Linked DNA regions of Homo sapiens: all the other regions are linked to region 3. A link is a loop called in an ENCODE intact Hi-C map of the cell type or tissue named here. Cell type or tissue: PC-9. All regions are shown on one strand. Links, peaks and the distances in the headings refer to the core of each region. The heading gives the core; the rest is flanking DNA. Region 1 holds the start of LINC02779 (long intergenic non-protein coding RNA 2779). Region 2 has its middle 25 kb from the start of RAB3GAP2. Region 3 has its middle 99 kb from the start of RAB3GAP2.

Evidence for each region. Peaks named below come from ENCODE experiments on the same cell type or tissue, not always from the same donor. Only the 100,000 strongest peaks of a DNase experiment are listed, where the experiment ranks them.
Region 1: it touches region 3 in a loop (9-fold over the local background); 2 of 110 quality-filtered maps call a loop at or near these places.
Region 2: a loop joins it to region 3, with 5 times the contacts of the local background. A loop is called at or near these places in 4 of 110 quality-filtered maps.

What each region holds. Positions count from the first base shown.
Region 1 is chr1:220,482,930-220,493,907 of GRCh38, reverse strand. LINC02779 (long intergenic non-protein coding RNA 2779) reads left to right here and starts at 6,350. Exons shown (of 3, transcript NR_185879.1): 1 at 6,350-6,633; 2 at 6,725-6,917; 3 at 8,468-10,743. It overlaps LOC105372928 (a long non-coding RNA gene), which reads right to left and starts at 6,170. Exons shown (of 4, transcript XR_922615.1): 1 at 5,973-6,170; 2 at 5,615-5,671; 3 at 1,270-1,674. In PC-9, for the core only: no CTCF peak of the experiment used is centred there; a DNase peak (open chromatin) is centred at 6,387; H3K27ac peaks cover 1,644 bases.
Region 2 is chr1:220,292,335-220,303,312 of GRCh38, reverse strand. No RefSeq gene overlaps it. Among named protein-coding and RNA genes, the nearest start is that of RAB3GAP2, 25 kb to the right of the region's middle. In PC-9, for the core only: CTCF peaks have their summits at 6,692 and 6,892 (motif pointing left); DNase peaks (open chromatin) are centred at 2,692 and 6,892; H3K27ac peaks cover 1,123 bases.
Region 3 is chr1:220,366,106-220,377,083 of GRCh38, reverse strand. No RefSeq gene overlaps it. Among named protein-coding and RNA genes, the nearest start is that of RAB3GAP2, 99 kb to the right of the region's middle. In PC-9, for the core only: a CTCF peak has its summit at 5,522 (motif pointing left); DNase peaks (open chromatin) are centred at 6,513, 6,883, 7,993, 8,373 and 1 weaker place; H3K4me3 peaks cover 1,291 bases; H3K27ac peaks cover 4,857 bases.

The sequences.
Region 1 (10,978 bases), core at 1,690-9,689, 120 kb before region 3:
AAAAAGTTAATGAAAAGGTATGCTCTTGAGTGATCTCTACTGTGATTGAATAGGGTTCTATCCTGCCCTCAGAAACTTCTGAAATGCCATGTAAAATGAACCTCAGAATTTGTCCACCTTCTTCTTCCACTTAAGGGGGAAGTCAAGGATTGTCTTAGTGGGGCTTGAACTCTTTCTTGTGAGGCTGCAGCAGTGTGAGTGCCAGGCAGCTTTCCACAGGTGTTCTACCCTAAGGCCTCTGAGAAGCCCCAGAAAAATCAGATGATAACAAGGTGCAGCTGAAGCAACATGCTGTCAGGTTTACACCTGCCTGGAGCTGGTTGTCAGTACGGTGGCTGGAGTAAAAGCTAGGCAGAGATAATGTGAGATGGGGCACCAGAAGAGTCTGTTACAATGGGTAAAGGAGTCATTGTAAGCAGGAGGTAGGAGCAAATAGAAAGCCAGTGTAGGCACAGGCATGGAGTTACTGCAGATGGTTGGCATTAATGACCAGAGTCCAGCTGGAGCCTTGTCCTAGAACTCCAAAAGAATGTGGATGAAAAGTCATCTTGCAGCTGAGAAGGACCCAGTTCCAAGGAAGGGGGCTAGACAGGAAGATCCATGCTCACTTGGGCTTCCAGGTGTCTACCCCAAGTGTGTTTAACCAGATATAGAGCATGGCTGCTTGGAAAAGCAAGCTGTGGCCTACTCAATGGCATCAATATATCAGGAGATACAATATTTGAGTGCGTAGAAGTCTGTTCTGAATAAGGAAGAGAGAGAGAAAGAGAGAGAGAGAGAGTGTGTGTGTGTGTGTGTGTGTGTGTGTGTGTGTGAGAGAGAGAGAGAGAGAGACTAGAAAAACAAATAAGGTGGCACTTTACTCAGCCTTGAAGAACTAACATACAAAGATATAACTTATCTGATCCACTTGGCAGTTTTATTTATAAAAGTAAATTAACAAATTGGCATTCTGATTTAGATATAGCTCTCTTCGGAGTTTGTTTAGCTGGTTAAGCTCCCCTGAGCCTGAACAACCCTGGGCTTGCTAATAAATCAAGTCTAAGGATCTCCAAAGCAGAGGATCACACCCTGGGATTCAGTGTCCACAGCAAAGAACTGAGGTCCTTTGCAGTATGCAGTCCTAAGTTAGTGTCAAGCTCATCCCCTTCTCTGATATTTTAAAATTCACTTTCTGACTTCAACACACTACTTCTGTTACATATCACTGTATGAAAATAAAATGATGTCTCTGTGGCATTAGTTACCTTTGGCTGCATAACAACTTACCCCCAAACTTAAAACAACCCACATGTATTGTCTCACAGTTTCCGTGGGTCAAGAGTCTGGGCAGGCTTAGCAAGTTCCTGCACTTCAGGGTCTCTTACAGACTTGCAGTCAAGGTGTCAGCTGCGATGTAGTGATCTTAAGGTTCAACTGGGCAAGGATCTATTTCCAGGCTCACATGGTGGTTGGCAAGATTGAGATCCCTGTGGACTGTTGGACTGAGGGTCTCAGTTTCTTGCTGGCTGTTGGCTGGAGGCCTGCTTCAGTTTCATGCCACATAGGCAGCTCCAACATGGCAAATTGCATCATCAAAGCCAGCAAGGCAGAGAGTCTGTTAGCAAGAGGAGATTGCAACCTTTTGGCACTTAATCAGTGAAGTGACATCCCATCATCCATCTTTGCCACAATCTGTTGGTAGAAGAGAGTCACCAGACAAACCCACATTCAAGAGAATGGGATTATACAAAGGTACATATACCACGAGGCAGGATCATTGGGGACCATCTGAGAGGCTATCCACACCACTGTGTATCATCATAATGGAGACTGTGGCTCATTGAGGATACAAGCTAAGCTGCTTGGATATAGAAGTCCAAAAGCAGTGGCTTAAATGGGATAGAAGTTTCGTTGTCTCTCTTTAATAACAGGCCAGAGATCTGCAAACAGTGCAGTGTGGAGGGGTAGCTGTAGTTCCTTTTATCCTGTGGCTTATCCCTTCCTCAGAATGCTGTTTAAATCCCCATGAAGCAAACTGATTTACCATCTCATTTTCATTCTAATCCCCGGGAATGAAAAAGAGGAAAATAAGAACTTAATCAAATTTATTTTAAGGATGTAATGCAACAGGGAAGTTTTGCAGGTCACTTCTACTTGCATCTCACTGGTGAGAACTTGGGCACATGACCACCTATAACTAAAAGGAGGCTCTTGCTGGTCATCCATGGGCCCTGTCAAAACTTGACAGAAGGGGTCCTATTAAAGGAAGATAATGGGGAACAATCAGCAGACTCCACCACTGTGGCCAAGGATGACAGGAGAGTTAAACATTTAATTTGTTACTTTCAGGTCATGCAACAGATGTTTCTTTGTCCCAACTGTGACGCTCTCTTCTTATCTATCATGGCCACCTAGAAAATACTATATACTGGCAGGCACGGCTGCCAATCTGAGATGAGCAATTTTCTGCTTGGTTAAAATATTAATTCCAGTCCTGATGAGGGTCAAACAAGTGAGGTATTTTCCCAAACTAGAAAGAAAAAGTGCATTACAGATGACCGACCTCAAGCTCTGTTACAAGCTGGACCTTGTATAGCTATACTTTGTTATTTAAACATCTTAAATGCTAAAATTCAAACTTATAAATAAAATATTCAAATTAGTGGACAATTCCTAATTGAACTCTTCACTTTTTACATATTTCAACACCATAGTTATCAAATCATGAGAACCCCTTGTGCATTTATTTTAAAATATTAATTTATTGAAAAAGAAAAACTCTGCATCCCTGTATTGATATAAAACAAACTGGTGCTGCCTGGTAAATTCTATTAGAAATACAAGCACTGATAAGGCTGTGATTGCCATGTTGTCAGTGTCTAAGAGGCATTTCCAGCCACTAGTCCTACACTAATCCCAGCTAACAGGAGAAGACTGGGGATAATGCCCAGTGTTTTTTTTTTTTTGAGTTTTTCTAACAAATGTGTTAACTCTCAGAAACACACTTACTTTACAATGTGTAACTTCTTCTTTGTGTAAGAAAGAAAGTCTCTAGGATTTTCTAGGAGGTTTCGGGGTATACGTATATTAAAAATCTTCCTATGCTATGTCTTTCAATAGTGCCAGCACAGGTCACTCTATGGTTAAAGAATTCCCATGGACATTATCTATCCCAAAATTTGTCACTAGAACCACTGGCCAGGGTACAACTGTTGGGCAAATTGGATCCACCAGAAAGTTAGGATAAGTAAGTCATTGGGCTAAATTTTTCAAACCTCTCAACTTTCTTAAATAGGTATTTTGGTTTGATGGCATTTTGCCAGAGGTATTAAGAAATTCAGATGCATCTGTGATCTTTCACCTAGTGATTTACAATTTATAATTATATTTCAGATTTTTTTTCCAAAAAGCAAAATACAGTTTGAATGATATGTCTTCCTTTCCTCTTCTACTTCCTAGTGTGAAGATTATCAACATGGATTCCATGAAATTGCTTTGGGAGTTGTGTAAAACTCTTGCAATTGTTTGTAAAATTTGTATATATGTGTACAGACTCTTAAAAGGGTGTTTGACACTAAGAAGTTTCCAGTGAGTGGATGACACAATAGTGAAATAAAACCTAAAAACAAAAGAAATGACAACAATTGTCATTTATTGGGTAATTCCTATGTGCGAGGTATTATGCTAAATACTTCACCTAAAATACATCATTCCATCCTCGTAACAACCCTATTAAGTATGTAGTAATAGGCCTCATGTGGCGGCTCACGCCTGTAATCCCAGCACTTTGGGAGGCCAAGGTGGGTGGATTGCCTGAGCTCAGGAGTTCAACACCAGCCTGGGCAACATGGCAAAACCTTGTCTCTAATAAAAGTACAAAAAATTGGCCAGGCATGGTGGTGCACACCTGTCATCCCAGCTACTCGGGAGGCTGAGGCATGAGAATCGCTTGAACTGGAGAGGTGGAGGTTGCAGTGAGCCGAGATCACGCCACTGAATTCCAGCCTGGGTGACAAAGGGAGATTCTGTCTCCAAAAAAAAAAGTGGGGGAGAAGGCAAGGCATGTTTTAGCAGTGTCATATGAATAAGCAGTTGGGTTGTACAGATGCACCAAAGAGGAATAAGATCACAAAGCCAAACTTAAGTTTGTACAAAACAGAAGCTCAAGGAGATTCACTGTCATGTGGCTAATAAATAGCAGAAGCCAGATTTTAACTCAGGGTGTTCTCATGCCAAAGCCAGTGCTCTAATTCTGTGATTCTGTGAGTTCTCGCCTCCTCTGTATTGAGACGCGCAGGAAGAATTTGCCTTATGTTGATGAGCAGTATCTACACTAAGAGCAAGGGGAAAGTTTGGATTTTTTTTTTTTAGGTTTGGGGGTTGGAGTTTGTCTGTCATTTGTTATTGATTGATTGATTCATTCGTTCACACACATATCAAATATTTACTGAGCACCTAGCATATGCTAAGCACAATACTAAGTATTGGGGAACTCAAGATGAAAAGACATGTCCCTTTTCTCAAGAGATCTAACAGGTTAATGGGGACATAGTCCCACTAATATATAGCGACACCAGAATGCGAAGGAACTAAAGTGAATTTGTGAGGATGCTACAATAAAAACATAGGAAAAGGGGTAATCCCCAGGGGAGTCTGAGATGGTTTAAAAGATAAGAAACCCTTGAAATAAACATTTCAAAAAGAGTAGTGTTTAGGAAGATAAGTATGGGAAGCTGCAAATGAGAGAGGGGGAGGAGGAAAAAGAGAAAACATGGTATATTTAGGGAGTGTCACATGGCTTGACATTATAAAAGCATGAAGAATGAGGAGGATACAGAGTTGTGTTGAGAGAGTTATAAGGCTGCACTGCAAGACATGCCTGTGAAAAGCCAGGCAACATGGATGATAAAGCCGCTGACATCATTTGAGCCGCAGTGACCTGCTTTCATTGTTGTGTTAGAAGGATTACTCCAGCAGCACTGGGGAGGAAGGACCGAGGAGGGCTCAGACTGAAGGCTGGTCTACTTACTAGGAAGCTATGGAATGATCTGGGTGACCAGATGGTATTGCCTTAGACTAGGACAGTGGCAGTGGGGATAGATTTAAAAGAAAATTGGAGTGTAGACTCAGTAGGCCCTGACGGTCAATGGGATATGGAGGATGAGAGGAGGAGGAAAAAGGCTAGGAGGACTCCCAGGTGTGTGGCTTATACAGCTGGTAGGTGATGGTGATAATCATGGTCAGGAACACAGCAAGAGGAACAGATATGGCAAGAGGAGTATCTGAGTTAAGTTTTGGATCTGCTAAATATGAAGTGCCTGTAAGACATCCCATTGGAGAAATCCAAAAGGCAAATCCCTCCCATGCCCCTGAGACTTCAGGCTGCCTCAGCTCCATGGCGGTTTGTGGTGGACTCAGGGGAAAAGTCCTCCCCTCAGTTCTGTGTCTTCTTTTACCCATAGGCTACTAGAACAAGGCTGCTTTTGCCCTGAGTCTCGGAGTATTGTGAAAATTGGCTCCTTCGGCATCTGATTCTTTCTAACTCCTTTTTTTCCACAGTGGTTCAGAACCATTCAATGTGACCCAGCAGAGCATTCCCCATGCCACATTCTCTGTTGTCCTTTTCTCTTACCCCTGGGTTTCCATGTATATTCTCTTCTTTCTTCCTTCACCCAGAATGCCAAAGTCTCTGTGCACATGGATAACAAAACACAAATATATGTCTGGCTGAGTGTAAGGAGATGTCCACATACCCAATCTTCATTAAGGAATTCCCCATCTCTGCTACACATATGTATGGAATAAAGTGTAGGAAATGAGTGAAGATGCTGACAGTGGTTATCTCTATGTGGTGCGATGATAAGTAGTTTTTGATGTATTTTTACTTCCCTTTGTTTTTAAAATCTGGTATTTGTTTAACAACAAAACATCAAAAACATTAAAAAATATAGAATTTGTAATTTCCCCCCATTTGTCCTCAATGCCTATACCTGAGGTTGTCCCCGTGATAATGAACCAAACCTGCCCCTGGATGCCAACCACTGATCCTGCACACTCCAGTTTTTATTTCTGTTCAGTGCCTGTTCTATGATCAACTGGAAATCATGTTCAGTGAAAGGCAGAACCCATATGAAAGAGAGCTGATTACTGTGAGCATTCACTGTATTATAGTGAGTGTGAAAAGAGAAGTGTAGCAGGCTGTAATCAGAGTGAAAAGGAAGCTCCATTCCTCATCAGCTGTGACGTCATCGCACATCAAATGGAAACCATGGCAATGAGTTAGTAATGTGAAACCACAGTTGCCAGAATGCTGCAACTAAGAGAGGGTGGAACAATGGAAAGGTAGCAGGAAGGAACAGTGTCACCCAGTACAAATGTCAAACACTGGATCCTGGTGTAATTAAAGCTGGGCCCTCAGAGATGTGGCAGAGGCTTACAATGGTGCCACCACCCTGTACATTACTCACCTGGTGCCTGTCAGGTGACACCTCAGCGTGAACAGGAATATCGCCTGACACCATAGAAACACTGTCCTCTGATTCAGGACTCACCAATGGGGAAGTTAAAAATTAACCATGGCATTTATGCTACCCCTACGCACACCTTCAGACTTCAGAAATGTCTCCTGGCAGAGGCCTCTTTGGCCTGATGGTACTGTACCCTTCATAGAGTTATTATTTTATGGTTTTATTTTTTCATAGCAAACAGCAACACTATTTCTGAACTGTGGCTGTTTCTACAGAAAGGCTGAGTAGTAGGGCCAAGGCTATCTTTTGCCCAGTGTCCTGGGACTCTGGGGTATTGTGATAGCCCCAGAAAGTGAGCAGCCCTTCAGTGACTGGACTTCTAGAATCTGCCTCGCCTGCCCTCCAGCTTCCCTGAGCCCCTTCTGACCAGGGTTATGTTTACTTCCTCACAGCCACTTTTACTTCTAGGTGAGTGTTCTATATGCCTAGATTTGGGGACACCAGGAAAGTTTCTCTAATTCTCCAAACAGTTTGACCATGAACTAATTCAGACTTAAAATTCCATAATTAGAGTCACCACTGTCTTTTGACCATAGTTAAAATTCAATTAACTCTACAAGCATATTAATTTTGAACTGATTCTCTAGTTGGGACAATTTTGACCTCCAGGAGATATTTGGAAGTGTCTGGAGACAGCTTGGGAAGGTGGTACTAGCATCTAGTAGGTAGAAAGCAGGACAGCCCTTGCAACAAAGAATTAACCAGCCCGGCTGAGGTTGAGAAACCCTGCTCTAGTCAATGGATGTCACCTCTGCATTTTCAGTCATATTAATATTATTTCAAAGAAAAAAATGCAATTAACCCTAAAATGAAAGTATTAAGCCTTGTCAGTTATCTACAGTGTGGTATGAATACGTTTAACAGATCCTTTGGGAGAACAGTTTTAATAAGTGGAGGAAGACTATTTGGATGCTGGTGAGGAGTGAGGAGTGACAGTGGGTGGAAACCATTCAAAATTGAAACTTACAGGTGAAATATCACTTTGCCGGAGACAGATGCCAAAGGATTACTCTCTGATTATTTGGTTTCTTCTTCTAATGCAGTTGGTTAGTTTAGCAGTGTACACATCAAAATCCCCTTAGAAGTTTTTTAAAATTAATATGCTTAGTCCCCATCCCCAAAATATGTTTAGGGCTTGGGCATGTGCTTTTAAGGCACTCTGCAGGTGACGATGATGTACACTCTTGGTTTCCAGCCACTGTGCTTAACACAATTAGCTAGTTAGGCCACCATGCTACATTTTCCCATTTTCCTTTCGAAACATGGAAGCCCCATTTTAAAAGAATGACCCATGATTATTCTGCTGCATGGCCCTGTAAATTAAGATGGAAAGGCCCTTCCTGTCCCGGCTTGAATCCTCTTGTCTTGAGAAATAATAACCCCCCAGGGCCATCTCCATTAAGTTTCCATTACCAGGCCATGCAGCAGAGGCAGTGTTACCTGAAATACAACTTCTACTCAGAACAATTTCTGAATCCTGAAGATTGAACATGCCTGAGAGGAGGAGCACCTCTCTGGGCTCTCAGTAGCTTGTTCATTACGCGGGGTTTCAGACTTTCAAAACGACTCACTTGCCCTTTAAAAAATGTCCTCTTTTATGTATGCGCTCACTCATTCCATCAGTCAGCCAACAGCTGTATTTTAGACTCCTTGTCCATAAAATTATGCCATGTGTATTTGAGATCATGATATTACAAAAATAGTTTCCTTGGAGGAACTCACAGTCTATTAGGGGCAAGACATGAAACAAAAACCATGTAAAGCTGAAAAAACAAATAGAATAAAAGAGAAAACACTTAGACCCTGTTCAACAAGTCATTTATCTTTTGGTCCCAATTTCCTCGTCTGTATGACAATGAGGTTGGATTAAATGGTCTTTAAAGCCCCTTCCAGCTTTCAAATTCTCTAAATCTACAATGCTGTGTGTTTGACCTGAGTGTTTGTGTATTTATTGATAGAGTTGTAGCCCCAAGAAGGATGTCAAATAAGGGAACGAAACACCCTCCAGAGAGATACCTCCAAAGCTCACCTATAGAGGTCAACCTCTGCCAGTCCTTTGGGATGAGGTCATGAATGCCTTTCTGCAGTGGAAAGCTTTGCCTTCTGCAGTTCGTGAGTCAGTTGTGACATGGACAGCATATAGTCCTTCAACCTCAGCCTGCTCACTGGTGGGATATGGACCTATTCGAGTCTGCTGCCTCAGATATATGGGCTATCATTATCCTAAGTGCCTGCACACCTACCCACCCCTGACCTGCCTGCCCTGCTCAGGATTAACTCAGTCTGGAAAGCTTCGCTTGGCTTTTGCTTTGTTTTCTTCCATTTGTTCATCCACTAACCATTAGGTGCATGCATGTTCATATCAGGCACTACTCTTGGCACCCAGATACAGACATAGACATAAGAGCAGGCCCTGCCTCACAGAGCCCACAGTCCAGCTCTGCCTACCCCTGGGCTTTGGGCAGGGCTCAAAGCCCACTTTGTTGGCTGGGATTCTGCTGTGGAGGAATGAATGCCTAGAACCTCATGGTCAAGGCTTTGGCTGACTCTCCTAATTTGTCAATTAGACCCCTGCTGATATGGACGCCTGTCTATATCTCACACTAGTGCGCCTTTCTCTTTTCTTCTGGATCCTCTGCGTGGGCCTCCCCAAATCCATGTGGTCGACTGACATCTCCCCACCCTGGACCCTGTCTGGTCCTGGTTTCTTCCACTAGTACACCACTCTGTTCTTGAAATGTCAGCTGTAGCCAATTCCACCTGAGTAATGACAGGATGGAAGAATCAAGTCACCCTCACTGCCCCAGTCCTTCATAACTAGGAACATTTTTATTCAATATGTTCTTAAAGCATCTTGTTTGAAATGTGTCACAATTAAAAACAGGAGCCTTTTAAACAGATGTAGTAATGGAGCATTAATGGCATCTAAGTGATATCTGAGAGAGTTTCCCACCACATACAAGTGTCTAGAGCCATATTTTGCAAAAACTGAGTAATGGGAAATGTTCTGCCAAGACTCATCAGTTTGCTCTTTCTCTGCAGTCATGCTGCCAGTGCAAGGATGATGCTGGAGACAGACAAACCCAGCTTCCCTAGGAAATATCAATTCAAAGTTTCTGTTATCTGTCCCTCTGCATTCCTCTCTCCCACACCACCCCCATCCTAGTAGGAGTTTAATATGCAACACATATGTGTTTCTCTTTTGCTGGGGTTGGGGCTTTGCTCTGGGGCCTGTAAGTCTGCCTTGCAAACATATGGGCAAATCCTCCCTTTCCAGCCTCCTCTACGCCCAGAATCCCCTCCAGCATGGAGAGGGAAGGCAACACAAGCTCACACCACAATATGGAGATGTTTATCCAGAGTCACTGGCTTAGTCTCCACTCCAAACCCCTAAACACACTGTCAGCGAAAGGTCAGTCTCAGTTTTCTTTAAGCAAGGAGACTTTGAAGCTGCTATTTCCCAATCCAAGGAATTCCAGAGGAAAGTTGCAATGGAAATTGCTGTGACCAAGGCAGCGGGCTATTAATAACATTTTAAAGTCAACGAGCATGTCGTCATTTGCTCTCATATCATTTCTTTCAATCCCCACGGTCCCACCCACTACCAGATGGGTAGAATCTCAAGTCCCGGGCTGGTAACCCATGGTTCCCTCCTCACCACTGAAAGTTACAACAAAGACACAAGGAACAGTTAAAGAAGCTCTACATAATCACCTCCCTCAAACCCCTAAAGAGTATGCTAAATTCCAAGTCATCACTAGCCAGCCTAGAGAAGGAGGAAAGCCAACTGTTAACTGGAGCTAAATAGCTAGATTTCCAAAAAGTCTTTGGCCAATTGTGTCTGTCTTTCCTCTCTCATTTTCCCCCATGGGCAAAATGAGAATAATACTTTACCTGCCTAGTCCATATAACTAAGATTTGAGAAGCGCTTTGAGATCCACAGATGGGCAAAAGCTAACACTTCAGAGCCCTCCTATGGGCTAGGTCTTCACTGGCATTCCTCATACCTACCTTGTAAATTAGATGTCATCTCCAGTTTTCAAATGAGGAAATCCCATTCCCAAGACCCCAAGAATTTGACCCAAGTCACACAATTGGTAAACTGAGCTGGGAATCTAATCTAGAATCTTGTAACTCCAAAGGCTAATAGCTGAAATAATTTAATTTCCCCCTAAAAGTGGCATATGTACTTTTATAAATTTATTTATTCAATAAAATAATTCTTAAGCACCTACTATGTGCCAAATATTTGTGATAAACCAATGAAGAAATTAAACAAAATTCTTGGCCTCATAAAGGTTATCCTCTAGGGAGCAGAAACGAAGGAAGATATTTCAGGGTTCTTTTTGCTTAAAACTCCAAAATGTGTATTGCTATTGAAAACACAAATAGACACTATAAAAAGTGCTGCATGAAGAATGCGATATTCCTAAATGAAGCTGAATTGGTTACAATGATCAAATCCAGGA
Region 2 (10,978 bases), core at 2,089-10,088, 74 kb after region 3:
TTTCTAATAGCTGCAGAGCCTGAGTCTGCACTTCTGTGGTTCTGAAGGTTGTTAGTATACTCCTCACACTCTTACGGATTCAAGTCTTGCCTTTCTCAGGTGTTGAGAATCTAGCACTTGATAGTCTCTCAGCACGGGAATGCTGGGCCTAAACTAACTAGTATTCAGGTCCCAGGTGCTTCCTATAAGTGGTGTGTCCATTAGCAAGTTACCCTGTCTAAGCGTTGGTTCCTCACCAGTCACATGGTAGAAAGCACCACTCTTTCAGATATTTGCTTCTGCCCTGCCAAGCTGTTGGCACTAAAGATCCATCACTATCTAGAGGCAGTGCTTGCACCAGTGACAGGGGTCTGCTAAAAACCTCCTTCTCTTAGAAGAGGGAGCTAGGCACTGATCTCCTGCACATGCACCTGCCTCATGCCTGAACTGAGTAGTAAACCACTATGTTCCACGTAGGCAATTGACCATAGACAACTTCACCTACCAGATTGCTCTTGTCCTGGCAGTGCCTTGCTCTCTCTTGCCCCCAGGGTTATATAGAAGCTGTTTCCTCTGACAGAAATATTCTTCCCTCTCAAATCCTCACTCCAACTCCCATCCCCAACTCATCCTTCTTGGTTTACTCCCATTCTGTCTTCAGATCTCAACCCAAACATCTCTTTTCCAGGGAAACCTTCTTTGATCTAGATAGACTAGGTTTAAGTCTCTCAGCAGTTGAGTCCCGTAAGAACCTGTGCTGTAGTTGGTCAATCGCAAATCACTGCAGCCTCAACCCCCCGGGCTCAAGTGATCCTCCCACCTCAGCCTCCTGAATAGCTGGGACTACAGGCACTCACCACCATGCCCAGCTAATTTTTAAATTTTGTGTAGAGATGGGCTCTCGCTGTGTTGCCCAGGCTGGTATCAAACTCCTGGGCTCAAGTGATCTGCCCACTTCAGCCTCCCAAAGTGCTAGGATTACAGGTGAGAGCCACCATGCCTGGCCTGCTTCTCTCAATATAGCAGGCATCGCAAGTGCAAATATTTAATATCTGTTTTCTCTGCTAGATTTTAAACTCCAGGGGAGCAGGAGTCATGCCAGAGATCTCCAGGACCTAACCCTGAAACATAGTAGATGCTCAATAGGCCACTGTTGGTTTGAGTTGTTAACTTTAGTGGTGATGCACACATGCATATATATTTGGAGTATGTTGAGTGTTTGAAGACACAGTATGCAGAAATGGGAAGGCAAGGTGAGGGTTTAAGAAAGGGTTCAGCAGAAAGGTCTTTTTACAGCTTATCTTTTTATATGAAAAGCTTCACACGTCGAAGGAGTCAGATGGCAGAGTAGTGACTGAAGGATTCAGAGTTGAACAGCTGAGTACTCTGCCCATGAAGTTCCTTAAGGAACCTTTGCTGAATATGAGACAGAACAAAAACACTCAGTGTCACAGAACAACCTCTACTCATCTGTGGTTGGTAAAAATGGATGGAAACTGAAAGTATTTGAATCCTGGCCATTGTCCTGTTTGGCCAGGACTCCAGAGAAGCCATTTTACATGCTCAGCACCTGCCTTTCTTCTTTGGTGAAAATCAAGAGGCAGACAGTATGTTTATGGTAGTGACAGCTGTCTTCTTTTTTATACTGAGAGGGTAAAATTATATAGCTTATCTTTAAGTGTGAGAAAGCCAAATACAAGAACAAACTTCTTGATTCTAAAGAAGAGATTCTCAACACGGGTGAGAGGATTGAAAAGGAGAGGAGGAAGTGACCTTGATTGTAAAAAATGTGTACATTTTATCACAATGTTTCAGAAAATTGATTGATAGGCAGGTTGCTTTATTTTTCCTTTTATGTAATGTATATGTAATATTACCTAAAGGTGTGTGTGTGTGTCTGTTTAGGCAATATTACCTAAAGACATTTATGTATGTATGTGTATGTGTGTGTATGCATGCATGCATGCACACTAACGAGAGAAAAATAAAGCAAATATGGAAAAATGTTAATTGGTGAGTCTAGGTGAAGGATATATATTAGTATTTCCTTTCATTTTCTTGCAGTTTTTTGACAAATTTGAAATTTTACAATTAAAAATATCATCATAATTAATAAAGGAAAATCTTTGAATTTAAAAAACATATTTAGTCCATCCAAGAGGCTATAGAAGCTTTATTTACTGACCTTTACATTTTTCTCCCCAAGATTCCATCTCTCGTCTCACAAGAATGCATTTGAATTTCTGCTGGAGGCCAAACCCTCCCCTGTGGCCACCCCTTCCAGACATGGGGCTAGGCCGGCTGAGTCTTTAGAGCCAGTCCACTGCCCTAAAGATAGTGACATTGAAGCCACTTACCAAAGGAGGTTATGCATCATCATTCTCCTAGAGGTTTTTATATGCTTTGAAGTTTTAGATAGACTCTTCCTTAGAGGCAGAAGTTTGAACCAGATAAAGCCTCCCAAGTTCCTTTCAATTACAAATTTGTCTGAGTGCTGAAAAGTGAAGGTTTAGAGTCTCTGGAGTAAGTATTACAGTTCTCTTTCTCTCCCCTTGTGATTTGACTGCTCAGATTTTTGAAGCTGGCACGTAGCTTTGGTTTTCCTCTGCTTTGTTTTCTTTTCTGTCTCCTGAAAGAGCTGTGCTCCAGTGTCTGCCCGGTAAAGTTGCTAGTGGCAGCATTCCTGGAAGCTCCTTGCTCCAGATGATGTCAGACCTCATGTGACCCAACCATCGCACGCCCGGAAACATTACATCATTCTAAGATGTGATTCCTTTTAACACAGAGCTTGCTGTTATTGTGCTGCTGCTGTTGCTGCTGTTGTTGCTGCTGCTATGAGCAGTAAGCCATAACCTCAAGCAGAGGCTGCTTTGTACAGAACAGCAATAGACTCACCTGAGGATCATGCTGTACCCCAAAAAATGCAATGACTTCTGGGGCAGGCCACGTGCCACATTAAACATGAATAAAACATTTCATAATTAAAAATCAGAAATAAAATAAAGATGATGATTTTTTTTCCTGGCAAGACATGGTAACACGTAGTTCAAATTTTATTGAGTTAGATATTTGGGCATGTCAGGTTCGCATTATGTGGGCAAATGTACCTGTGAATGGTGCCTGCTGATTGGCTGAAGGAAACTGACCCTGAGTGTGTAATTCTCATAGGTATATGAATGGGACATGAAACCCATAGAGGGCCATTAAAAGAAGACAAGGCAGGCTGGGCACAGTGGCTCACGCCTGTAATCCCAGCACTTTGGGAGGCTGAGGTGGGCAGATTACTTGAGGCCAGGAGTTCAAGACCAGCCTGGCCAACATGGTGAAACCCTGTCTCCACTAAAAATACAAAAAAATTAGCTGGGTGTGGTGGTGCACACAGGTAATCCCAGCTACTCAGAAAGCTGAGGCATGAGAATCTCTTGAACCTGAGAGGCAGAGGTGGCAGTGAGCTGAAATTGTGCCACTGCACTCCACCTGGGCGACAGAGCAAGACTGTCAGGAAAAAAAAAAAAAAAAAAAAAAAAGACAAGGCATTTATGGCTGAGCATGGTGGCTCACACCTATAAGCCCAGCACTTTGGGAAGCCAAGGCAGGAGGATCGCTTGAGGCCAGGAGTTCAAGACGATCCTGGGCAACATAGCAAGACCTCATCTCTACTAAAAATTTAAAAATTAGCTGGACATGGTGGCGTGTGCCTGTAGTCCCAGCTACTCGGGAGGCTGAGGTGGGAGGATTGCTTGAGGCTGGGAGATTGAGGCGGCAGTGAGCCTTGATTGCACCACTGCATTCCAGCTTGAGTGACAGCACAAGACCCTGTCAAAAAAAAAAAAGAAAAAGATATTTGTAATTCATATCACTTCAAAATAATTATACAAGCAAAATCTTAGCGGTGAAGGGAGTAGAGGAATATTCAATACCCATCGGTAAGGACCCTTATAAAAACAACAATTTAAAAAACAACCATTTCTTGAGCTCTTACCATGTGCCCAGACACTGCGTCAAGCAACCTCGTGGCCTTGCTAACAGCATGACTAAGTAGAGTGCCCTTTGCTTTAGAGTGGTCTTAACCTTGTGTCCTAGGGGTGTCCCATCAGGGTCCAGTTGACCATTGCTCCCCACGCAGTAACACTGAGCTCTACTGGATCACCCCCTTGCTATTCGGAGCAACTCAAATGCATCTGCACTTGCATCAGTGCTTCCTGGAGACAAGCTCAGGCCCAGGAGAGAGGGCATCAGACAGTCAGTGGATCTTAGCAGTCCTGCAGGCACCCAGCCATCGTGGTAGCCCTGAGGAAAGCAGATGACTATTAATCTCATTCAGGTTCACCGGGACTGTCGTCAATCAAAATGACTTTTGTTTTTATCTCCTCTGAGCAATAAGCCTTTGGTGTCTGCCATCTACACAGCCTCCTGCAGTGCTCACCTCCTGTAGCACTTCATGTTGCATCCCCACCTCTCATCTATATGCTCTTCCCCGAAACTTCCTCCCTTTCCATCCCCAGCCCACCCCCATGTGTATTTACCTTAGTCTTTTAAAACTAGATCAAGAGTCCAGGAAGTATTTGTTTCCTTTTTCACTCAACTGTTGTGTTCACCCTTGCAGCTTTCCCAACTAGCTGAGCCCCTCTGGATCCTGCCTGTCTGCCACCCTGGTCTCCTAGCAACCCTCCGCTCTGCAGTCTGGGAGGTGGATGTGTCAAAGGGAGTCTGGGCGGCAGAGGTGAGAATGCAAAGAAATCTCTCCCCTTCTAGGCCCTGAAGTACAGAATCGCTGCTTCACAGTAATGAATATTTCAGAAGAAGAGATTCGCTTTCCCTGGCATAGCTGAAATAGGCCTAAGGGTAACAAATAATTTGCTAAGGAGGGCAGGGGTTCCTTTGTGCCAGAAGCAGAGATTTGTATTTGAAAGATACTTAATGATACTGCACATGGCTTGCCCTAAGGACTAATGAAAAAACAGTGAGTTAAATTGTGATATATTTTTGATATAAGAACAGAGAGGTCAATGCCATTCATAGGGGATGCATTTGAGCTGTTCTTTGATAATAATGTAATTTTAGAGCCAGAAGGTATCTTAGGATCATGTTGTCCAAGTATCACTTTTTTTGTAACCTGATAAACTAAGGCCCAGAGAAGTCAAATGTCTCAGCTGGGGGTCTTCCAATAAGAGAAGAATGGGGTTGGGACTGGACCCCTCTCTCCCGAGGCTCAGTCTGGTGCTCTTTCTGTCACCCCATGCTGCCTTCCAGAGTCAGTGTAGACATGCCACACTAGCTCACATCACTCAAAGGTACAGGTTGCAAAACAGCTGGATATTTGAGGAATAAGTCTTGTGTTGTAGACAGCAAAGAACTAACTAAGCCACCTGACCTGTGCTCTTGGCCTCAGTAGCAACTTGTCCTTCCTGGTTGAGCTGACCAAGACAGACAATAGTGAGGAAATACAAAAAGCTGATCACTAGTCACCCATGAGGTTTATACTGAAAGACTGACTTCAGGCTTATCCATCCTTAGTTTAGGGTCAGAGGAAAGGCGATATTACCCTACACCCACAGTGACTACAGACAAACTGTTAACCTAAAACAGGGGGTATTTTTTGGTATGTTTGGCCTCTAGAATTTCTCATCAAAATTCTTCATTGTGAATGATAAAAATCTAATTCCAACTATCTTTAAACAAAAGAAAGGAATTGATAGGCCCATGTAGCCAGGCATAATAAAGTAGGGTAACTTGAAGAACCTGAAAAAAGATGTTGGCTCCAGGGCTGAAGAATTGGGATCATGATTCAATTCTACATCCAGCTTTTCTCTCTGAGTCTCTGCTTAACTCTCTGATCTGCTCCTATAGCAGGTCTTCTTTGTTTGGTTACAAAGATAGTCACAGTCTTCTAACTTCATATCCTTATGGTACCATGACCCCGAGAAAACACCACTGCTTCTCTTGTTTTTAAACTCAGAAATCTCAGGGAAGGACTTTAATAAAGTCAGCTTGAGTTTTTACCTTCCCCTGAACCATTACTAAGTGGGAAGGAATGGAGAGCTGTGATTAGCCAGACCTGAAACTGGCCCCTGCCTCTGCAAAGGGAGTGAGGAGGAGGGAAGGCAGTTACCAGAATAAAGGGTGATGAGAAAGCTTGCTTGGATGACAAAAAGACAATAGCTAGCAACGTCCATTACATCTTGTTTTCCACAAGTGGTGGAATTGAGCATAATTTCCATTACCTCTTGCTATTCCTCCCTTTAGCCCACACACATATGTGTGGCTATGGACCATTCATAAATCAATGTGGATAATTGCATTGGTGGTCCAAGGAATTCTTGGTGAGTTAATCAGACTTGTCAAAATTGATCCATAGCTGGCTGGGTGTGGTGGCTCATGCCTGTAATCCCAGCACTTTAGGAGGTCGAGGCTGGCGGATCACTTGAGGTCAGGAGTTGGAGACCAGCCTGGCCAACATGGTGAAACCCTGTCTTTACTAAAAATACAAAAATTAGCCGGGCATGGTGGCAGATCCTTGTAATCACAGTTACTTGTGAGGCTGAGGCATGAGAATCACCTGAACCTGGGAAGCAGAGGCTGCAGTGAGCTGAGATCATGCCACTGCACTCCAGCCTGGGCAATAGAGCAAGACTCAGTCTCAAAAAAAAAAAAAATTTGATCCATATCCGTAGACCAGACCCTGCAAGAGTCCTCCAAGGACTGCAGGGCAGGAGGCAGGCAGTATGCTGGAGGAGAAAGCACAAGATCTGGGGTCTAGGCCTAGTTTTGTCACTGACCAAGTCTGTAGCCTTAGGGACTTGTTTAGAAAATGGGAGAAGGTGGCCCAGGAAGTCATTAAGATCCATCTAACCCTAATATCCTACAGGTGCAATTCAGGCGCAGCAGCAGAGCAGGTCACTGCCCCCTCTAGTGGTTCATTTAAAGCAGGGAAGGAGCTCAGGTAGTCTCAATTTCTCATCAAAAGGAGGAATAACTTCTCCACAGAGCCTGACAGGCACATTCCCAAGGAACGAAGTTAAAAGGCAAAGTTCTGAGGGCAGAAGGACTCCACTGCCTTATCAGTCCAAGCCCTGGAGAAGTGCTAAAAATAGGAAACTGCTCTCCAAAATGGAAATGTGTAGCCACCCTGACATCTAGTCCCCAAGACATCATGGGTTCAACCAGTAGGTGGTAGGAATTGGAAAGTGACAGTAGGGAAAAAAAAAAAACAACAACAAAACAAAACAAAAAAACACCAGTTTGGAAAGGATGTAAATCACTGTGTACAGTAGAGGATGAGAAAAAGAGGGAGACTAGCCTCAAAAATGCTATTGATCAAAACTCATTTATTCTGGAAATGTTTACTGAGCATCTATTGTGTCCTAGGCATTGATTATAAATAATAGCACTGAGAATAAGAGGATGTTACAGACTTCCTGGGGGTCTTATTCCAGTACAGAACACAAACATTACATAAATAAAAGTATAGTAAGTGCTATAAAGTGGAAACCTAAACCTAAGGTGTTCTCTGAACTCATAATAGGGGGCCCAGACCTTAGCTCCGGTATCAGAGAAGGTATCCCTGAGGAACTGATCTCTAAGCTGAATTATGTGAGTACTAGGGGGTACCAGGTCAGTTGTGTGGGGTAGACAGTAAAGACAACAAACTGTATGCACATTGTTTGTGAGAAATAATTTAAATTTTTTGAAAACATTATTTAGGCTTGGCGCAGTGGCTCACACCTGTAATCCCCCCACTTTGGGAGGCCGAGGTGGGCAGATCACTTGAGGTCAGGAGTTCGAGATCAGCCAGGCCAACATGGTGACACCCTGACTCTACTAAAAATACAAAAATTAGTTAGGTTTGGTGGCGGGTGCCTGTAGTCCCAGATGCTCAGGAGGCTGAGGCAGGGAGAACTGCTTAAACCCAGGAGGCGGAGGTTGCAGTGAGCCGAGATAGTGCCACTGCACTCCAGCCTAGGCAACAGAGTGAGACTCCGTCTCAAAAAAAAATAAAAAAAAAAATAAATAAATAATAAATGATTATTACATGCTATGCTCTGGGGATGCAAAGATGAATAAAATGCAAAGTTCTTGCCCTCACAGATAGCAATCTATGAATCACAGAGGAGAGGGTTTGGAGCCAATAATAGCTGTATTCCCAGAAGTCTGTGGTTGCAAATTGAGGATGGTTATGATTTTACTAGAAATGTTGGAGGATATAAAAGGTGAACCTTTTCTTAATAAACACCACACTTCAGGGACTTAGACCTTTCTGGACATGCATTTTGACAGAGTGCACGCCTGCAACAGCTGAGGAAGGGAGGCAGCCTGTGTTCTCAAGTGCCGCGTCCCAGCATCTGCATGTCATACTTGATACATGATGCATAAATTAATCACATTGCTTCCCTCAGACTCTTCAGCCTCATCCACTGAATTCATTCAGAATGTGGAATGGATATTGAGACAAGGGGCAGGGAGAAAGCGATGGCCAAGTAATGCCTGGCACAGAGTAGGTATTAAAAAGCGTTTGCCAAAGGCATGGTTGAATGAATGAGTACACTAATAGCTCAAACTGGTGTTGAACAACTAGATGATGAGAAAGTATAATTGTCCCTCAGAGATCCAAATGAGATTCTGAAAGGATTTTAAGAATCAAAAGAAGTCTTTTATTTGAGGCAAAACTAACTTCATGCTTTTTGTTGGCCATTCTCACTGCTCAGCATCTGAGGCTTGAAACCTTCCTGTCTGTAAGCAATAACTCAGACACTGGTAAGTGCGTTCTTCTGTTATTGTAAAGATGAAGAAATCCAGCCCCAGCTCAGCAATGCCTGGGCTGAGGACCACTTAGCAAGGTGCTGAGATAGAATAAACATTAAAATTCCTCTTCCCTTCACACTTAGACTTTATTTCATGGAGTCAGCACGTATATCAAAGACTCAGAAGAGAATATGTTGGAAATTAAATCATTCAAAACATACGGGAGGTCTCATCATTTAAAGGATGGCCATTGATGATCCCTTTTTCACAATTAACTTCTTCTAACTGATGCTCTGTGTGAACTTTCACCCTGAGTTTCTGAAAATGTGGCTGAGCTTTAAGGCTGAAATTTGTGGTGAAAAACAAACTTCAGTTTATTATCTAAAAAAGACTTAAGAAATTTTCACCTCATATCAGTAAGGACTTTTTGTTATAAATAATCAAAAACAACTCCAACTGATTTAAAGAGAATGGAATTCATTAAAATGATATGTGTGTCATAGAATCACAAGTTAAGGTTGAAAAACCAGACCAGGGCAATGAATCAGGAGTGAAGCCTCAAATCACACCCTAGAACCGGCCCCCTGCAGCCTGCACACCTTCACGCTGCAGCTTGCACCACTGACAATGCATTGATTAAGATTAACTTCAGCAGCAAGTAACAGAGACCCCAAATTACCGACCTTAAATAAGACAGATGTATACTTCTCCTTCTCATATGAAAGTCTAGAGGTCCAGGACTGATCGGTAAATTCTGTTGCTTGAAGGCCCCAGAGATGCAGGCACCTTCTATTTTCTTGCTCCCCTATGCTGGGCCTCCACTACTGTAGTTTTCTCATTGTTTATGGTACTAATCCAGCTTCAGCCATCCTGATACACATTCAAGCCAAAAGAAAAGAGGAACGGATGAAACTCCAGCTGTCCTTTAAGGAAGATCTCAGAAGAGGTCAAGCAACACTTCTAGTTACAGCTCATTAGCCAGAATTAGCCAAACCTGGCCCCCAAGGACACGGGATAATATAGTCTTTATCCTGAATGGCATGTGCCCAGTTAAGAAGAGGTTTCATTACTGTGGATGAAGGAAAGAATAGACAAGCAGCAACCTCTGCCACACATAGCAAGCATAGACACAAAGCACTACCATTACCTCAGCTGTCCCTGCTGGTGCCCAAGAACTCAGGTTTTCTATAATGCTTGGCACTGCAAGGATCTCCGGTATAGGTGTATGTGATTGGCAGGGCAAAGGTCATATGCCTACAGCCCAGGGAAAGGCAGTTTGAGAAATGAAGTGTCTGGCCTAATCAGCATTTAGAGTGGGGAACAGACTCCACATGCCACAATATTCATAAGATATGAAAATGCCCAAACATAGAGGGGGTGGAAGTACCGAGTTGCCTAAAAGAATGAACAACTCCTTTTCTTTTTTGCCACCAAGCCTATTTGAATTCTAGATAGACCCTTAAATAATTATAATTCTAGACAATACTGATTGTTCTGTTCCTCATGTGGGATTCCGTTGTGAAACTATACAAAAAATATTACTTTTGGCAATGGTTTCCTAGGTATGACACCAAAATCATAGGCAACGTAAGCAAAAATAGACAAATAATATTCTCCTAAACTTAAAAACTTTGTGCATCAAAGGACACAATCAACAGTGAAAAGAGAACCTGCAGAATGAGAAAACATATTTGCAAATCATATATCCAACAAGAGGTTAATATTCAGAATCTATAAAGGGCTCCTACAACTCAACAACCACAAAAAAATCAACAGCCTAATTAAAAAATGGGCAATGGACTTGAGTAGTCATTTTTCCAGAGAAGATATACAAATTGACAGAAAAGTACATGAAAAGATGCTGAGCATCACTAATTATTAGGGAAATGCAAATCAAAATTCATACCCATTAGGATAGCTACTATTAAACAAACAAACAAAAAAAAAAAAACAGAAAATAGCAAGGGTTGGCAAGGATGTGGGAAAAGTGGGACCCTGTAGACTGTTGGTGGGAATGTGAAATGATGCAGCCACTATGGAAAACAATATGGTGGTTTCTCAAAGAATTAAAAATAGAATTACCCAGCCGGGTACAGTGGCTCATGCCTATAATCCCAGCACTTTGGGAGGCCGAGGCGGGCGGATCGCGAGGTCAGGAGATCGAGACCATCCTGGCTAACACGGTGAAACCCTGTCTCTATTAAAAATACAAAAAATTAGCCAGGCCTGGTGGCAGGTGCCTGTAGTCCCAGCTACT
Region 3 (10,978 bases), core at 1,783-9,782:
TCTATAGCTAAAGTTTAAGAGCAGGACAGGGAAGCCACCTTAAAGTATTTGAACTTTTTTCTTAGTGCAATAGGAAGCCAATGAAGGATTTTACTCACAGGATAAATGCCACCTATTTTTGCTTTTAGAGGGATTTTTCTTGCTGCAATATTAAATAATAAATGGAAAGGACAAAAGCCTGGAGTCAGGAATGCCAGCTGGGAGGCTGTCACAGCTATCCAAGGGAGACATGCCAGCAGCCTGGATTAAGGTGGTATCTGGAGAGATATAAAAAGATGAATGCACTTGGTAAATACTTAACAAATATTTATGAGGTAGCCCATAGCTAGTCCTATACACAAAATTTTTAAAATCAAGGCCAGGGCCAGTGGCTCACGCCTGTAATTCTAGCACTTTGAGAGGCTGAGGTGGGTGCACTGCTTGAGGCCAGGATTTCAAGACCAGCCTGGGCAACATGGTGAAACCCTGTCTCTACCAAAAAAAAAAAAAAAAAAAATCAATAATAATACAAAAGTTAGCCAGGCGTGGTGGTGCATGGCTGTAGTCCCAGCTACTCAGATGGCTGAGATGGAAGGATCGATTGAGCCCAAGAGGTGAAGGCTGCAGTGAGCCATGGTTACGCCACTGCACTCCAGCCTGGGCAACAGAGTGAGATCCTGTCTCAAAACACACACACACACACACACACACACACACACACACACACACACACACATAGAAGAATCAGTCTGTTGAGATGAATACAATACTTAGTTCTGTGTTTTGTTTTGTTTTATGTGGAGTCTCGCTCTGTCACCCAGGCTGGAGTGCAGTGGTGCAATCTCAGCTCACTGTAACCTCCGCCTCCCAGGTTCAAGTGATTTTCCTACCTCAGCCTCCTGAGTAGCTGGAACCATAGGCGTGCACTGCCATTTGCCCAGCTAATTTTCGTATTTTTAGTAGAGACAGGGTTTCACTGGCCAGATTGCTCTTGAATTTCTGACCTCAGTTCATCTGCCTCAGTTCGTCAGCCTCCCAAATTGCTGGGATTACAGGTGTGAGCCACCACGCCCAGCCCTTTTTTGATAGTTAATTTTATGTGTCAATTTGGAGAGTGTTTTGTGTAAGATTAACATTTAAATCTGTGAACTTTGGGTAAAGCAGCTTGCCCTCCATGAAGTGGGTGGGCCACATCCAATCAGTTGAAGGCCTGACTAGAATGAAATAAGTGCCCCTCCTCCCAAGCAAGAGGGAATTCTTCAGAAGACTGCCTTCAGACTTCGTTTGCACCACTGGCTCTCTTGGGTCTCCAGGCTTCCAGCCCACACTGCAGATTTGGACTTGCCTGCCTCCATAATCACATATGTCAGTTCCTTCTTTTCTCTCTCTCACTTTCTCTCACCTTCTCTCACCATATATATCTCCTATTGGTTCTGCTTCTCCAGAGAACCTTAACGAATACATCTTTAAGACAAGAACACAATAAATAATGATGCAGATTTCTCAGACGGTTCATCTCAGGAAGCCATCATTGAAATCTACTCTAGGCAATATGTTATCTCAACATACGCTATCTAACCAATGTTCAGAAAATTGATCTAAAAAGTCAGCAAAATGTGAATATAAAATTGCATCAAACTCCAAAACAAATCTGAGGCTGATATGCTGAATGGCATTTTACTTTTAATACAGCTCTGATTCATGAGCCTGACAACTTTTTGAGGAATTAAACATGATCGTCAGAGCTGGGTAAGAATTTGCAGATCGTGTGGTCTGACCCCATTACTTTATAGCTGTGAAAATTGCCTGATTTCTTTCATACTCCTGAGCACTGCCTGACATTAAATGGTCAGAAGGAAACCCTGGGAGGTAGCCTCTCACCAGCTTGACACCAGTGTTAGAGCACTGCCCTGTTCCGCTAGACCTGTGGGGAGCAGGGACCACCAGGGAGCATGTGAGTGGGGCATATTATCCATGGATGATTAACTAGATCAGTTCAAGCACAACATTAATGATGCCAATGTCGTGGCTCTAAGTCTCATGAGCTAATTGACATCAGTTATATCATTTTGTCATGGATGATATTATTACTATTCTCTATTCATTTTTCTGTCAAAAATACTTGCTATGGGTCACAACAGGCAAGAGAATATGGCTGATTCAGTACAACTTTATGCCATTGCTCAAAATAGTAATTACAGTAGAAATCTGTTGATTTTTATCTGCTCTACATCTCATCTCACCTTAAGGAAACAGCAGCCCTTTCCTCAGTGGAACTCCCTTTCTGATGCGTGAAGTCCCATGGCGGGCCACACATCACAGTCCTCTTCACCCACCTGGGTTAACAGGGTGGAAATATCCAATCTTGGCCAAGCAGATTCTCTTTCCTGGGAATTTGGATCCTAATCAGAGACACAGAACTTCTATGCTGTTGCTGCTGAGTCATGCAGTGGTTGTGTCCCATGGTTCCTACTACCCTAGACACATAGTGATGGTCTGTGGGCTCCTATACTGAGATCCCAGCAACTGACCTCAGTCCAGTTCTCCCTGAGGCCAGGTTGCTCAACCCTTCCTTCAGTTTTCTCCCAATACATTCCTGTTTCTCATTTAAGGTGGGTCTTTGTTACTTTCACCCAAAAACCCTAACTGATACAACAACTCAACATGCCCAGTTTTCACTGGTTTTTCAGAGACCTCTTCTCTGTATATGGAAGGAATATTTCTATGTATGAACCATAGCTTATTCATTTATTCATTTAATGAAATGAGAACACACCATATTTTGACATAATTTCAGATGTGTTGAGTTTTTTATCATAAAGCTAACACATGCTTATAAAACTCAATCAATACAGCAATATACGCCAAGCAGAATGCTTGTCTCCAGTAAACTCATCTCTCTTACAGAAATAATCACTGCATTATAGAGTTTGATGTATATTTGAATTACAGTTTGATATACAGAACTTTCTCAAAATGGGATCATACTATAAACTGTTATAAAACTTTGTTTACTTTTAACAACATAACCATAATGTCTTTCCACATCAGTGTCTATAGATCTACTTCACTCTTTGAAATCGCTGCATATCATTTTATAGGTTGTTTTGAATTTAACCATTGCAATGGTTTGAATCTGTACCCCAAAAAGCTTGTGTTGAAAACTCAATCACCATTGTAAAAGTATAAAGGGGTGGAACCTTTAAAACATGATTAGTTCATGAGGGCTTTGCTCTTATGAATGAATTTAATGTTGCTATTGCTGGAGTAGTTTCCTTATAAAAAATAAATTTGGCCCTCTTCTCAATCTTTCTCTTGCCCTCTCTTGCCCTTTCACCATGGGATGATGTAGCAAGAGAAGCCCTCTCCAGATACTGGCCCCTTGATCTTGAACTTTCCAGCCTCCAGAACCATAAGCCAATATATTTCTGTTCATAATAAATTACCCTGTCTGTGGCATTCTGTAATAGCAGTACAAAATGGACTAAGACAAGGATGTTCCTATAGATAGGCATATAAATGTTTCTAACTCTTTGCTAACTCGGCAATGCTACAATTTTAAGACACCTGTGAGCCAGAACTGCTTATGAGCTTTTTGAAGAGGACTGCCCATCTGGAGGAAGAGAAAATAGAGATATCATCAGGAATATTTCCTTGAATCCTGGGAGCAAGGAACAGATTAGATGCTAAGTGACAATGGGCCAGTGCCTGGATATTAGGAAATTACCTGATAAGCTCTTTGCCATCAATCTATATGGGATCACTGGGTTCCCCCACATTTTACTGAAATTCAGGCAAGATTAGGAGTTGCTATCCAGGGTTCCTGCACAACAAATTGGATTAATATTTCAAGTCACATCATGGACACAGAAATGTAGTAACATGACGAGGGTTCCCTCCTACTTGCTAAACCCTTCTTCTGCCAACATATTCCAAGAGAAAGTGAGCTGCCTGCTAACACAGAAAGGAGCTTCCCACAGGGGCTATTCAAGAGCTGAGGCCCTGGATAAAGATTGAGAAAGCTCGAACCCTAGAAGAAGGAGGAGAAAGCCTGGAACAAAGTAACCGCAAGGTCAGGTGGTGTTAGTGTTCTCATGGGTGAGGCTGTGTTGACAGAAAGTTACACATGGTACCTCTGACTCCAGGAGTGCCAGCAAAGGAGGTCACAGAACACATCCAGTGGCAGCCCAGGGATAGCACCATTATGCACCTTCCTGTGGCCAGAGCCACAGATGCTATCAACAGGGGTCAGGTCATGAGCTCCATGAGGACAATGACCCCATTTTAATCGTTTCACTAAACCCAGAGATGAATTATTGTTAAGTGGTTGTTCAGTTGAATGTAAATAACAAAAGCAGCTCAGCCTTGGTCTACAAGCATCACTAGCCCCATGCACAATACCATGCTCCGGAGAGCCAGGGGTTATACAAATGAAATTGGTGAGAAAAAGTGGCCACCGATGGGGAAGCTTGGTCGGGGCAGAGCTCGGCTTAGGTTTATTTGCTCAAAGCAGAGGCAAGGCATGGGAGAGTAGGGGTACTTGTTGTCAGCCAGAACCTGAAATCCTGGGCTCCGCTGAAGAATTAAAGGAGGGCAAATGAGAAGGGGCAAGGCTTGACCTCGTCTCAGATGAACACACTCACACTTCCAGCATTATGGCTGCTCAGAAGCATCAAAAATGGAATTAATTTTCCTCTGGGAAATCTCAGCTGATTCTCAACTTACAGGAGAGAGGAGAGATAGCAGACCTGCTTTATAATCCCTCTCAGAAGTTTCTGGATCCCTTTTATTTCTGGTAAATATGTATAAGGAACTAACCAACAATGTTAGCTAAACAACAAATGGATAGGAAAAGAAAGTTCCAGAAAGTTTTAAATTGTAGAAGTTGATGTTCAGATTGCTGTCTTCCATACTTGGTGCAAATTTTCCTGAAGTAGCCAGTTAATACATAGGGCTCAGAGAACGGAAAGATGACAACTATTTTATCAGCAGCTCTTCAAATTGCCACAACTTTCCCCAAAAGCAGTGTTTATTACTATTCTTCTAACTTTTAACTTGACAAAAGACTCTTATATGGGGATCTCAAAGCTCCTAAATAACAGTGATGCTTGACATAAAGACAGTGAAAGGAGAGTTCAAAGCTTTGCACAGATACTCCTTAGTGCTTTCCATATCCCATGATCCTTCTGATGAAATCCCAAAGTCCATAGAGTCTCCAGCCTGTGTTACCACTTCAGGGCCTCTCCATCAACCTCTTACAAATATGAACAAAGCCCCTGGGCCCCCAGGTGACTGATCCACTGTCATATACTAGTTTGGCGCCTGGGCAAACAAAATGTTCCATGGCCAAGAGGACTTCTGTATCTAGTCCAACAACAGTCACACACTGACTGTAGGAGACCTTCCAGCTATACTGGAACCTCTGTCTTTATTCCTTCAGAAGCAGGGTGCACCCACAGGTTTCTGGCAATTTCTTACCCAAGGACCCAGGGCAACCTACACCCACCTACACTCAGGGCCACCTACACCACCTTGTGGTTAATCGTAAGGGAGCATGAAAGAAGAGCACTGCATCCTGCCTGCGATCAGGGCTTGCTTGTATTCCTGCTCTCTGGGACCACTGCCTCAGACCCCTCTACCTGTGGAACCCTGAGCCTCCGGGCCACTGTAACCTTACAGACATAGCTAAGACCACTGAGCCTTGCTATTCTCCTTGGACTTGCCACATTCTACCTACCCCATCTGTCTTATCTTTTCAGTTTTTCGAGTCCTGGATTCTCAGCATATTTGTCTGTCACCTCAGGTAACTACCTGCCTGACTTTGTTAAATTCACCTGAATCCTCAGACTCCCTGGCCTCACACTACTTTTAATCACAGCAGTGTAACCTGGAGAGGTGGAGAGGGATAGAGTGACAGGTGCCTGTCAGCCAACATTAAGAATGTCCCTTGCCCTCGAAGAGTCACTGGGGCTGACACAAACAAGACATAGCAAAATGAATTGGTATAGGCCAGGGTGCCATAGTTGAGGTCCAGCCCAGTTCCTAGTCTGGGGTCCCCTCTTATTCCCATAGCAGGGGACTTTTGATTCTTACCTGGCCCAGGCTTATCTCCATCTGCAGAGCCTATGCTGGAGTAGGAGAGATTTAAAGTATCTCTGCCTAATCAAGAGTCAGAACCAATCACACTCACACTCGCCACTTGTCCAACCTCGGGACCTAAAATTCTGCCTCACTTCCAAAGACCAGTGCCCACTCTGGGTCCTGTTTCTGATATCTGGGACCTGGTCTTCCCTGTATCTTTGCCCATGTCATGCCATTCTGAGTAAACCTTGTCACTCCCTCTCCCAGGACCTGGAATGACCAGGATTCTGGTTAATCAGCTTGTGTTCCTTTAATCCTGAGCCTTTCTTAGAATCAGAGACAAAAAAAGAGAGCCTGGTGTGGGTGTGTTGAGAGGGTGTGAGGTGAGAGTGTAGGTGGCATGATCAATCCTACAGTAATGTGTGCTCCCGGCCCTGTGAGCCTGCTAGCCGCTTTCACAGCTGCTGACTAATACCTTCTCCCAGCCTCATCTTGGGAATATGATCCCTTTCACATGCACTCAGTGAGTGCACTCGCAATGACCCCTTAATTGGAAGTGCCAGGACCTCTGAAAATAACCTAGGGAGAGACAGAGCTAGCCAGCCTGGGATAATGCAGTTTCCTAGCACTTGCCACTGGCTCAGCTTAAACTGACTCCATGTGGAAGATTTGGCTACTGTGCTTTAGAGAAAGTGCCTCAAGTCTTGCTTGTTTTTGACAAATGGGCTCCAGAGTGGCTGGGCCTGATCCTAACATTTGGTTTGCATTACACATACATTGCACAAATCTATCTGCCCTGAGGGAACTGCTCTCTATTTTTAGGGTGGCTTCAATGAGAAGGCAGAAAGAGTGAAGAGAGGAATCACTATTTGGACTCAAACATGGCCAAATTGCTGATACAGCAGATAATACTTGGGGCCGACCTGGTGATCTAGTCATCTTAGAGTTCATGAATCAAGGAAGGAAACGCCTGGGGATAGCCTAGCAGGGAGAACGGAAGTCAGGCTCTCAGAGACAACATAAGGAAAATACTAAGCCCGGAAGTTCTAAAGGGGATCATGGTTAATAGAAGGTGAAAGTTTTCAGAGTAATTTAAATATGATTCTAATAATGTAATCCCAAACAATCTCAATGATGATTTAAGTGGGGCTGGGACAAGTAATTTGTGTGTGTGTGTGTTTAGTTGATATTTGCTGCATTAAATTCTTAATGTATACCTGATACCGTGCTAAACTCTGTATAAACATTTCCACATTCAATCCTTAAGGCAACTATATTTAGTAGGTACTCTTATTACACCCATTTTACAAATGAGAATACTGAGGTTCACAAGGTTAATTGGCCAAGGTCATACAATTGGTAGATTTCCCAAATCTGGATTTGAAGCTAGACCGTCTGACTCCAGAGCCCGTGCTCTTAACCATTACCTACATGAAAGAGAGGCATAGTCCTGACAGAACAATACCAGGATGCATAAAGCCTTCTAGATTAAGCTAGAAGTTATGAAAATACTAAACAAGTTATATCCAAAACAATACTAACACAGTAAGGATAGGCCTACTTTTTGGAGGCAAATGGTATAGCCCAGGATAGCAAATAGGTTTCAACATGCATAACAATTCCAGTTGACGGGGCAAGGCTACCTGGAGCACAGTGTTACGGAAGTATCTGAGACAGTGTCCAGGCTGAATTGGAAAGAGTGCTGAGGCTGATTACCAAAATCTGTGATGGATGAAGGAGAGGGGAAGGATGGCAGATGTGCTATGTATTTGCCATTCATAACAGAAGTCCACAGGTGTCAGAGAGAGGGAGCAGGATTCCTACAAGAAAACAGGCAAAGGTTGAGATAGATATGTAGCCAGCAACAGAGAGGTCTAAACAGGATGAAAGGTGCCTGCCTAGAAGGTGGCTGCACGTGGCATTGGCAAAGTATGCACGCTGCTGGCTCTCCCAGCTTGCTCTTCAGCAGTCACCAGTCAGGTATCCAAGAGTAACTAGGAAAGACAGTATTCAGGAAAGAAATCAGGCAGTGACTCTGGGACTTGATATGTGGTCTCAAAAAAGCAAGAGCCAAAGGCTTGGTCCCTAGAGGACAAATCAGAGTGAGGTCAGCAACAAGGCTGAGGAACGCTGACAAGTGATGGATTTTGGGTCTGCAGATGTCTCTCCACGCAGGGTCTGAAATGGTTTTAGAATACAGAGAGGGGCTGAGCCAGCCAATAGGAATTAAGTGGCCTTGTTTGTTTGTGAAGCTTGAGAAAGGACAAGGCAGGAAGCAGTATGTCCTCACACCCACCCTATGAATAGAGAATGAGGGAGAACTGGTTTGGCAATCAGTCAAGGGAAAAAGGCTGGGAGGCTTTTGGTTGACCACTAACTTAAAAAGAAACAACAGCTAACAGGGCTGCTACGAAAGTAAATACAATCTGCACCAGCCCCAGTGTGGTGTCCAGATCAAGGGGAAAGAATACGTATTTTGCATTTGTAAAACCACATCTGGGGAATTGTGCCTAGGTCTGGACAGCCCACATTAAGGGGGCTGGGGCAAACTACAGAGGATAGCGTGATCTTAGACAAGGTGCAGTTGTAGTGACTGAAGCTGGGTTTTGTTTTTGTTTTCTGGTCCAGAGAACCTTTGAGGAACATGTTAGCTTCTTCTAGCCAAGGGGCTGACCTTTGGAGCAAGGATTTGACTTATTCATAGTAACTCCTGAGGGAAGTAGAACCAGTGGGTGACAGTTACAGGGAGACTAATTTTATGCAATAAATGAGGATATTTCCAACAATTAAGACAGCTTTCCCCTAGATTATTTCCCCACGGGCTACTCTCCAGCTGAATGCTAATAGCCATGGGTAAGTCTGGGGATCTTAGAGTTAGTCAAAGTAAGCAGGTTTCTTCATTGCTGGATTCGTCAAATCCTTTAATGTGTTAGTATGCTTTAAATTTCTCCAAGAAGCTGTCCCAAACTTAACTGACCACAGAATCAAACTCTTCTTTTATTTATTAATTTAGTTTTCATGACTCATCTCTTAATGTCTCCTGAAGCAAGTCCTCTGTGAAATACCCTTGAGAATGTTAGACTAAAGTCATCCATCCTATAAGGAAATGGGTCACTTTGTGAAGAAAGTGAGAGACCTGTCCCAATTTGAGCGGGTGTCCTTCAAACTCTATCTGAGAAAAGATTGTAGAAGAAATTGCTTCATAGAGAAGAAGTTTGCATTAGATGACTCTTGATTCCATTGCCTACTTTAATGACATTTGTGCCACAAACAAACATTTCCAAAGGAGGCTGAGTTAATTTCAACCTTAACAGATCCCTAAAATGATATAGCGGTCACATGTGAGAATATTCAGCTAGTAACACCTCCTGAGATTGTATAGGCCTAGCAAGAGTGTGTTTTTGGTATATGTGGGTTTGTAATGTTTTATAGGGCTAGTGCTGCCCCCAACAAAATGCCTTACCAAACTTACAGAACCTTCCGGGAGTCCTTCATGTTCATCTCAAGTTGATTTCTGGGAGTGTTTTTCTGCTTCTGATTCTTCAAATCTTGCAGAGTTGCTTTTATCTAAGATATATCCATGACTAACCTTTAAAATGACTTAACTCCATCTGCTATGGACTGAAAGTTTGTGTCCCCCCCAAAAAAATCATATTTTGAAATCTAACCCCCACTGTAATGATATCTGGAGGAGGGGGCTTTGGGAGATAATGAGAGCATGAGGGTGAAGCCCTCCTGGATAGGATTAGTGCCCTTTTAAGAAGAGGTCAGAAGGCTATGGAACTCTCCCTTCACCATGTGAGTATACAACAAGAAGTCAGCAGTCTGCAACCTGGATGAACCAACCATACTGGCATCCCAATCTTGGATTTCTAGCCTCCAGCACTGTAAGAAACTTGTTATTTAAGCCAGCTAGTCTATGGTAATTAGTTATAGCAGCCCAAACTGACAAAGACCACCATCTTAAACTTTTAGAAAGGGGAATTGGGATATAAACTTTAAAATAATCTTAAGAGCTGTACGTCTACTGTAAGCATAATGTACAGTGGCATAACTAGCAAAAAAATAAAAAAAGGTGGGGGGACCCAGTATAAAATCTGATACACCTGGGTTGAATGAAAAAGACCCCACCCTTTTCAAGCAAAGGACAAGGGTGTAGTTACACAAGGTCAGGTTCTGGTTAAGGGATGGGCTAAGAAAGAGCACTTTCTTCTCTGAAACATAGCTAAACTGATTAGAAAGAAAAGACAGATGCCTCAGTAGGACAACAATATAATTTTTATATTACTAGGTACCACTCTTCCATAAACATCCTAGGCAGTCGTGGAATTGAGGCTCATCCTCTTGTCAGCAACTGGCCCAGCAAGGGTGACTCCACTGACTTTCCCTGTCAGAGGATGTGCTCCTGCCTGCACTCACCCACCTAGCCTCAGCTCCCCTAAAAACAACAAAGCTGGCTCTCAGATCCGGCATATTCTCCTCACTCCCGTGCATGCCAGCTATTGGGAAAGGGAGAAAGAACAACTCCTTACCTGAGCTCTGAGGCCTCTTGTGATCTGATCCCTTCCCACCCCTGTGACCTCACCTCCCACTCCTCCTCTCCCATCATTCACAATCCTCCAACCACCCCCAACTTCTTGCTGTCTTTGAACCCATCAAGCCAGTTCCTATTTCCAGGCCTTTGCATTTGCCATTCCTGCTGCCTGGAATTCTCTTCCCCAACCCTTTGCACTTGTCTTATTCTCACTTCCTTTAAGCCTCTGCTTAAATGTCACCTCCTCAAAGGATTCCTCTCATTACCCCAAAATAACCACCAAATCTTCACTCACGATCCCCTTATCCTACTTTATGTTTCAGTAGCGTTTTTCATCACCTGACCTTAAATTATACATCCATTTGTTTCCTTGTTTACTTCAGG